Linked DNA regions of Homo sapiens: all the other regions are linked to region 2. A link is a contact called in ENCODE Hi-C data. All regions are on one chromosome and are shown on one strand. Each heading gives the region's core, a stretch centred on a gene start or an enhancer-like site at or near the end of the contact. The rest is flanking DNA. Distances are from core to core; before and after follow the strand shown.

Region 1 (3,157 bases), core at 315-2,814, 950 kb before region 2:
ACTTTAAGATGCAATATAAACATAAGAAATTATGGTGGCATGTGTAGAGAGTATAGGATTCTGCTCATATTATGTAACGAGTATAGAAATTATCCAGCAAAATTGGTGAGAAAAAAATAGTTTAAATATAAGTTCATTTACATTTGGCCATTTTTCACCCTAATAATACAAGCTACCACAACATGAAACATAATAATAAATGAACTTGCTCATGGTTACTGTGGAAATGCTTTCATAAAACAGCTATGTCTGGTGTGATTTAAAAAAAAAAGCCAATATTTACCAAGTGCACTTAATATGGGCTGGCACTATTCTAAGAGTTTTAGATGTATTAAAACTCATTTAATCCCCATTACACCCCTATGAGGAAGGTAATATTATAATAGTAAACTCACTTTACTAATGAGAAATCTGGGGCTCAGAGAGGTTAATTTGCCCAAGATCACATAAATAGGAGGGGTGGCACCAAGAGCTGAACCCAAGCAGTCTGGCTCCTAACCCAACACAGTGATATACTAGAGAGAGAGAATATCAGCACTAACATTGAAAAGTTGTAACTGTGGGAAGGAGGTAGAAAAGGACGGTCAGGGAAAGAAAATATTTGTAAAATGTTAATCTGCTTAATGTTTTTACCTAACCTCTTCCAAGTGTACAAAACTTTGTGATTAAAAACAAACACCTAGCCCACAAACATACAGTCTAATAACCAGGAGTCTCTTTATTTCTCATAAAGGGATTTATCTGTCCTTAATGGTTCTGCTGTCTGATCTCAGATGGACCTAACCCCATTCCCCATTCTTAATTACCAGCAATTCAATTTGAACCAGGGTAAATGGACAGCTTGATCATATCTGCAGTCTGACACCAGAAATGCTATGACAACCACCCATTTTTCTTTAAAAAAATGATCTCGTAGCTTGTATCATGTCCTGTCTTTCATCTTCTGGAAGAAGAGAGATGGAATGTACAAATAAGCCACACTGTTGGCCAGAAGCCTGTGTGATAATAAGCCCTGATCTCCCATAGGTCAGAGTACGATACCAGACCATTCAGAGCATACAGGGCAAGTCAAATGCCCTGTGAGCTTCTGTGACTACAGGAAAGAACAGTCATTTTGAACCTTTTGGGTTTCTGCCAGGGGAACTTTATTCAGTCCCCAACGTGAGCACCTTCTTTGTGCCAGGCACTGTCAGACACCGGGGACACAGAATGAATATGACCCAGTCTCTGCCCTGAGGAGTTCACAGCATAGCAGGGCAATGCAGATACATAAATAGCCACCTGTGATGAGTGCTAAAAAAAGGGACAGGAGGAGAGCACACACAGAGGAAGGAGAGAATGGAGAGGGGTACATATTCAGGAATTATTTCTGATTAAGATGAATGGGATTTGGGATTTAACTAGGTGGGGTGGGAGAGAGAAATGATCCTAAAGTTTCTGGCTCTCAGGTCAGCTCAGACCATTATAGAGAAAGACTAGTTCTAAGAGGCTATGTCTGAGCTCATGTGCTCAAAAGCCCCAAGTGACAAGTTTCAAACCACCATTAGCGCCATCTGTTGGCCACAGTAGGAGGTGACATACACTGGGCTGGCATTTGGCTTTATGGAAATGAGCTGTGAAAGTTACCAAGTAGAGGACACCTGTATATGATAACATCCTTAACCTAGAGGCATAAGAAAGGATAGTGGTTTGCAAGCTTGTCTAAGCCAACTTATTTTGTTGTTGTTGTTCTGTTTTGTTTTGTTTTAGGCTTTTAGCGGCCTGTAGCCATTGTTTTTAGTTTCTGTCTGTAGAGATAAACAGAAAAGAGGGGTGAGGAAGGGACTTCACTGACCCAACCAGAAAGGGAAACTAAGAACTCACGACTGTATTCTCTCCCTTGGACACTTTACTAAACTATACAGGCTCTGGGGTCAGACTGCATTGGGGTATAAACTAATAGTACATGACATTGGTCTTTTATCTTGTCTAAGACTCGGATTTTATTAAAATGAAAAACGACAATAAAACTGTAACTATGTCACAGAACCATTTTGAAAATTAGAATATATGCTACATGGACAAGAACTCTCATATACTGGTAGTGCGAATATAAACTGAGAGTACAATTTTTGAACATATGTATGTTCTATGACCTAGCAGTTTCACTCTTAAGATTATACGCAATAGAAACGTGTATTATGGGTGCTGAATGGTACATATATATATATATATGAAAATTTCCTAATAGTCCTGCTTGTGATAATAATAAACTAAAAATAAGCAACATTTCCAGCAACAGAAAAATAGATACATAAATTGTAGTTATTCATACAATGGGACACTACACAGTAATGGGCATGAGCAATCAACAACTACACATAAAAAGATAGACAAATCTTACAGACATAAAATTGAGCAAAGAGGCCAGATACCAAATACTACATATTGTATGACTCCATTTAAATAACACACAGACACAGGCTAAACTAATAAATGTTAAAAAGTCTGGATGACTGGCCAGGCACGGTGGCTCATGCCTGTAATCCCAGCACTTTGGGAGGCTGAGGCGGGTGGATCACCTGAGGTCAGGAGTTTGAGACCAGTCTAATCAACATGATGAAACCCTGTCTCTACTAAAAATACAAAAAATTAGCTGGGCGTGATGGCGGGCACCTGTAATCCCAGCTATTTGGGAGGCTGAGGCATGAGAATTGCTCGAACCTGGGAGGCGGAGGTTGCAGTGAGCCGAGAACATGCCATTGCACTCCAGCCTGGGCAGTAAGAGCAAAACTCCATCTTGAAAAAAAAAGTCCGGATGATTATCACTGGGTAGAGGGTTAGTAACCAGGAAGGGAGCATTAAAGCATTAAAGAAGCCCCTAAAATGCTGGCAATGTTATTTTCTGATGTGGATGCTGCTTACCTGAACGTATTTACTTGGTAAATTTTTTTTGATTTTTTAAAGTTGAAAATAATTTTCAATCTTTTAAAAGTGCTCTTCTACTTTCAAAAGCTCTCAGCACTGAACCTGCTTGATAACAAGTGTTCAGTATATATTAGGTATTGAAATGTCATGAGAATGAAGAAGAGGATGATGAAGAGTCAAATAGAGGAGTAATTCAGAGGGAGAGCTGGTGAGTATTACTTCTGCTACATTCAGAGACATTCTTCAGTTC
Region 2 (3,020 bases), core at 446-2,945:
CGCCTTCCCCACACCCCCAACAGCCCCCTTACATCTGCATCCAACCACCGAATATTGGGAGATGCGATGGAATTTCGAAAACAGTGCTCTCCTATTTCTGCCCTCTAGAAAGCCCCAAAGTGCTAATCACTGCCGGGATATAGCAGATTCTGGCCCTAGTCTATTTCGGGTCCTGTATGTTTTTGCATCGTACAGTAAAAAAGAACCTGGTACTTGTGAAAAGTCCCTCACAGTGTTTAATAGAAACGTAAGTGGCTGAGTGGCCCCAATTAACACCTTATGATAAGGCATTCCTAAGATGGAGTGTCAGACACCAAATTGTGAAGAGATGTATCTAATTAATCCTCCTAGGATGACACCGATAAACAAGCCTCTATTTAAATAAAGATCAAGGGCTCGGCGCCCGGTTTGTTTACATTCTCCGCCAGGGTCTCCTAGTATGCACCGGTGCAGGCGGTGTTCCCTGCCCAGGGAGGAGATACTGGCTCGGGGGTCTGCTGGCTCGTCCTGGTTCACATCTCCGTTCTTGCCCCAAATAAACAAAAAACCACAATAAAATCAATAAATTGCAATGAAACAGGAAAAAGCAGTGCAAAGAGGACCTGACTCGGAGTTGGAAATACTGTTATTTGCCGTTTTCCACTGGTGTTCTTTCCATCACCAAACACTTTTTGGTTGTTGGTTTGCGAGGGAAAAAAGGAAGAAGGGGGGAAAGCAGCCCACATGTAGCCTCTAGAATTCTTTTCTGCTCTGGAGAGAATTCGGAGCAGGACCTTCCTCCGGTCCCCACCCCGCCCCGGCACGAGTTCGCTCTGGGTGGTTCCAGAATTCCTCCTCCTGGGTGTAGAAGCTGGGAATTGTCGGGATGTAGAGTAGCTATCCTGGGGGTGGAGTGGGGAGCCGCAGACGTCTGGAAGGGAAACTGGGAAAGGTGGGAAGAGTCAGAAAGAACTTGAGGAGGAGGGGAAGCAGCAGATTAGCGCGCCATATTTTCAGCCCATGTTTGGGCCGGATTTGGAGCCGGTTTCAAGTCTGCAGCAACGTATCTTCCAAACCTTCAATGGAGAGTTTCGAGGCTCCAAATCTGTTTTTGGTCCCGGTTTCCCTTTTTACAGCCGTCTTTGATTCGCTTTAAACCTAGGTGAAAGCAGACTCACGGTCTTCCCTCTCCTCTGCAGTCTCTTCTTTCCGAATTAAACCTGCGTAGGGGGAGGAATGTAATTTTTTAAATCTCTGCGGGTGTCATGGAAACGCTCTGGAATAAAAACTTCCCCGCATTCCCTTTGATTTTTATGGACATTCAGCTAACAGTAGGAACAAAAATTAAGATCTTTCCTTTCCCATTCGCCTGGACACTTATCTTTCCGGCTCGCGCCGCCGTGTCCTCTACCCGGCTACACAGCGACTCCAAAAGTTTAGCTTTCACCCCGCGGAGATTTCGACAGCTCTGGGAGGCTCTTTTTAAAAGGGAATTTGGAGAAATCTGTTGCTGAGCACGATTGAGTCCCACTCTATAAAATACCCATCACCCCGCCGTCATTCCTCAAGTTTACGCTTTCAAATATGCGAACCCCAAGGTCCAGCCCGGGAGTAAGCCAATCCCAGGACCCGGTCCACCGGCGCGTGTCTTGAAAAGAATGTCGGAGGTCAGATTCTCTCCTACCGCTTAGAGGCCTCGGCTCAGCGCACACATTTGGGGTTCGCAGGGCTTCCGCGCGCCGGAACCCGACCTGCGCTGGATTTTCTTCCGGGCGCAGGAGCTAAGCGATATCTTGGACAGTCTGAAGTTACAGGCACCTTTTTCTTCTCCCCCCTCTCCCCCAACAAGACGATGGGACTCCAGCCTTGCTGGTCATCGAATTTCTCCTTATTACGACTTAAATGAAAAGTAAAACACGAGACGTGGGCGAGTGCGCACACACACATCCACCCCCTTCTTCAACTCTGGGAGTCCTCTGTGTGTCGCCGAGGGCACGTATGGAGTTCGCCAAGGGAAGGATTCAGCTGCCCAAATGCTAACCAGGCCCTCAGCAATGGTCCCTAAAGTGCCCCCGCGTCACATGGATCTCTGACCGCCGCCGAAGCAATGCATTATTTCAGGCAGCATTCCCCTCCCACCAAATACACATTAAGAGACACGAGTTTAATTTTCCCCTGCCTCCTTGAAAAGCTCCGAACCCCTTCCTATAAGCCCTTGTGGGGACAGCAGGGCTTGCACAATGACTTTTGTAACTTTAAGTTCTACCCAGGTTTCCCCACACAGTTGGAGTGGAGGAGGACCCCACGCCTCACCCTTGGCCTCCAGGTCCCGCAGCAGAGTTTCCGCGCGGGTCTGCAGGCTCCTCTCTCTTCTGGGCCGCGGGCAGCCTTCGCCATCTGGTGGCCATGGAGAGTAAGGATCTCCCCAGCCGAAGAGAGCTCCTCCACTCTTAAAGCTGCTGCTTTGTCAGGTCCTGAACAGTTCCGTCAAAAAAAAAAAAAAAAAAAAAAAGAAAGAAAAAAAAGGACCCAGTGGCGCGATCTCACTGCAACCTCCGTCTCCCGGGTTCAAGTGATTCTCCTACCTCAGCCTCCCGAGTAGCTGGGACTACAGGCGTGCGCCACCACACCTGGCTGATTTTTGTATTTTTGGTAGAGGCTGGGTTTCACCATGTTGGCCAGGCTGGTCTCCAACTCCTGACCTCAGGTGATCCACCAGTCTCGGCTTCCCAAAGTGCTGGGATTACAGGTGTGAGCCGCTGAGCCCCACACTCCTACGCTTCTTTAAAAGTTTTTTAGTGTAGGGGAAGGAGCCTGGAATTTGGAGTTCTGTGACTTAAGTTCTAGTCCGCCGCCCCTTACAGCGGCATTGTCTTTAGCTTCACTGAACTTCATTTCCTCATCTGTGAAGTGGGGATTCCAACAGCACCTATCCCGGCAAAGAGTACTGAGAAGGAAGAAATGAGATTATAAATTTAACTGTTTTGTAAACTGTTGAGTAGTTCCGAATATTAGTAGGTATCACTAATTACTAATTTTAT
Region 3 (2,890 bases), core at 57-2,556, 860 kb before region 2:
GGGAGCGGAGGGGTTAAAGTGACAGCCACGACAGCAACTCCTTGGTTTTGTTCAAAAGGTATCACAGCGCCAACACTGTGGACCTACCTTGCTCTCTCCTTTCTCGCCGTTGGGTCTCGTCTCGGGATCGTCGCTGTCCTCAGCGCCTGCACTCTCGCCGGGCAGTTCATCCTGAGCCAGCTGCTGAGGCGGCGGCTGGGGCTGGGGCGGCTGTGGCGGCGCCTGGCAGGCTCCGCCAGCCCCCTGGGAGCGGGGGATGGGCTCCGGGCGCGGAGAAACTCCCTCAACATCCATCTCCATCTTCCCATTCACTGGAGGGCAAGACAAAAGCGGAGTGGAGACTTGGCAGCGGCGCCCGGCAGCTACTCAGCTGCCCGTGGCACGCATGGCTCGCCGAGGAGGGGCCGCCTCCCGCGCGCCCTCCCTTCTGCCACCCTTCGCCCCCGCTCCCCGCAGCTCCGCTCGCCTGCTTGGCTCCGGCCCTGGCGGCGTCTGGGCCGGGGTGCGCGAGGAGCGGGTGGCCGCGTGTCCTTGGAGCGCTGGCCTTCAGGCGCCCCCGGCAGTCCCGCTAAGCAGAGCGCATCCCGGCGGCGGCGGCGGCGGCGGCGGCGGCGCCTCCCAGCCGCGCTCCCAGCCTCAGGGCCGCTTGGGTACTTGCTCTCCAGCCCGGCCCACGCTCCTAGCCGCTTTCCAGCGTCTCTTGGGGCCCCTTGGCGTTTCTCCTCCCTACCAACCTTCTGAACAAAGTTGCTGGAAGAACCAACCTGGTCGCCGGGCTTTGCCCGGCGAAGCTGGCAAGAATAGGGACTCTCAGGTGCAAGTGAAATCTACCTTCCCCGCCCGCTGACCAAGCGCCGACCCTCAGCCTTACCCCCTCCCCAACGCAAAGGAGCCAAGGAAAGGAGGGATCTCCGACCTGTGCGAGGTGGTGGCGGCGAGGACTAGAAAGAGAGGAGCGTGCGGAGGGCTGGTGCGCCCACCCCCAACCCCAGGTGACCCCCGCCTCCGCGCTGGCCCTGGTCCCCTCCCTCTCCCGGCCGAGCGCGCCTCCGGGGTCAGTCCCTCCGGGCTGCGCGTGTGTGTATCCCAGAGCTCCGCTCCGGGGTCTGTTCTGCCGCTGGCGGCTCCGCGCCGCACAGCCCTGCACTAAAGAACTGGAGTAGAGAAGGAGAAGCCAACGGCAAATTCCGGGCAGGAAGTCGACCTACCCTTGCCTCTGGCCAGGTCGCAGGTTAGAACCGGGAAGGGGTGGGGCCCCTCGGGGACAGCGAGGACGCGAGTCTCGCGGCGCGCCGGAGTTTGGCGTAAAGGTCGGCAACAGAGGGTCGATGGGGTAGGAGGAAGGAGAAGCGAGAAGTCGCTGCCAGGCATTTACTGCAATGTGCCCGGGGCGGGCGCCAGCTGGGCGCCGTCTCTTTTTGGTGGTGAGTTCTGTGCTGGAAGAGCGTCCTCAGCAGGGCAGGGCTCCACCAGGAGGCTTCGGTGGTGACCCCAGGGCAGGCAGTGCGTTGCGTCTATAAATTTAAATAGAGATGGCGAGGGTAGCCTTGGAAATTCTTAAATCAGGGTTCACCACTAGTCAGGTGAACAGGATGACTTCTCAATTTAACACCACTTGATCCTGGGTAGTAGCTTACAACTTCATGGGAACTGCCACTGCAACTCTGCACGTCCAGGAGGGACTTTCAAGCAGCTCTGGAGAGAAATGGCGGGTTATCAAGAACCTGTTCAATATTAAATAGAGCCCATTATTCTGGGCTTTGAATTCCATAATGCTCCCAAATGGATCAGCAGATTAATGAACTATTCATGCGTTTCTTGGCAGAGGATGGCTTTTTTCCCCTAGCATGTATCACAGATCACACTTGCTTGATGAAACTGGAAAATTGCATTGCTCATCCCATGAATGCTTTGCATTAACTTAAACACAACTTTTACATATCAAGACACACTGTCCCATTGATGCAGTTACACAAGAACACATCATTAGGTTGTATCCCTCAATGCTATCTTTTAATCTGACTCTGCATGTGTGACAGAAATTAATTGCCACTTTCATCAGTGTAGACAACCAATCTGGGTAATGCAATGTGAACAAGTTTTTGAAAAAGAAGAAAAAGTTTAGGGACCAAATTACCCATTCTCTTTTTCTTCAGATTTTCTAAAAATCAGATTTCAAGTTCGTTTTCTAAATTGGGAATTGTTGAAAATAGAGTGAGCTCCTCCCCAGTACCTGGTAATAAACCAACAATCATTATAGAACGTTTATAATGGTAAATTAGATTATATGTGTAATGTGCTTAGCAGAGTGTCTTTGTGCATATCGAGCACCTAACATTGTTATACCGAGAACAGTAAGATGATATATGTTCACACTGAGTGTTCATCTGAAGACCTTGATTTACAAAATAGAAGCTACCGGTTTAAATCACCTTTATTTAAATTTCCTAAAAGATATTTGGTATCTTTAGAGAATGAAGCCCCTTCTGAAGACAGGAAGAAAGTCAATAATATTTTGTGCAATAAAGGTTTGAATTTGTCAGGTTTTTGTTTTTTTTTTTTTCCCTACAGTGTAGCAATAAAAATCACATGTCAGTTCAGACAGCAGCAGGAATAGCTGACTGGTAAGTTATTATTCTTCCATGCTTGCTACTTCCAAAATACGTTTGTGAACTTCTTTCAAGGCTTAAATGAAGATTAAATCAAAATAAAGATACAATACTTCAATTAAATTTGTCCTAAATTTAGACATGTCCTTTTAAAGATTCTTATTGTTAAATGCAAATATTTCTCCTTTCTTCTGCCCCTCTATTTTTGGGGGACAGTTTTTTTTAAGCATCTGTCACAAGTAAATATGGACTCGGAAAATATATTACATTTCAAAACTGTT

The links. Hi-C counts contacts between places; a loop is a spot of excess contacts on that map. Pooled maps may share reads with other maps.
Region 1: a loop to region 2 is called in a pooled map, with 9 times the contacts of the local background. The contact joins the enhancer-like site here to the promoter of LINC02084 in region 2. A Hi-C loop is called at or near these places in 3 of 37 single-sample maps with no recorded cell type and 7 of 50 pooled maps.
Region 3: a loop to region 2 is called in a map of naive thymus-derived CD4-positive, alpha-beta T cell, with 3 times the contacts of the local background. The contact joins the promoter of LINC00693 here to the promoter of LINC02084 in region 2. A Hi-C loop is called at or near these places in 1 of 168 maps with a recorded cell type or tissue (naive thymus-derived CD4-positive, alpha-beta T cell), 13 of 37 single-sample maps with no recorded cell type and 9 of 50 pooled maps.

Annotation. Positions count from the first base shown.
Region 1 is chr3:28,666,243-28,669,399 of GRCh38, reverse strand. The region is part of intron 2 of LINC00693 (long intergenic non-protein coding RNA 693); the gene reads right to left. Among named protein-coding and RNA genes, the nearest start is that of LINC00693, 93 kb to the right of the region's middle. RefSeq lists a silencer at 1,469-1,628. Within about 2 kb of position 1,564, at least 5 of the 41 ENCODE cell types and tissues checked have a DNase peak (open chromatin) inside an H3K27ac peak, as active enhancers do.
Region 2 is chr3:27,711,594-27,714,613 of GRCh38, reverse strand. It overlaps LINC02084 (long intergenic non-protein coding RNA 2084), which reads right to left and starts at 1,695. Exons shown (of 2, transcript XR_007095851.1): 1 at 1,572-1,695; 2 at 214-1,457. It also overlaps the pseudogene KIAA1143P2. RefSeq lists enhancers at 1-525, 1,197-1,882.
Region 3 is chr3:28,573,694-28,576,583 of GRCh38, reverse strand. It overlaps LINC00693 (long intergenic non-protein coding RNA 693), which reads right to left and starts at 1,306. Exons shown (of 5, transcript NR_038840.1): 1 at 1,209-1,306; 2 at 88-311. LOC107986012 (protein transport protein SEC31-like) reads left to right here and starts at 257. Exons shown (of 3, transcript XM_047449399.1): 1 at 257-1,231; 2 at 2,572-2,624. The coding sequence starts at 257. The coding sequence ends at 847.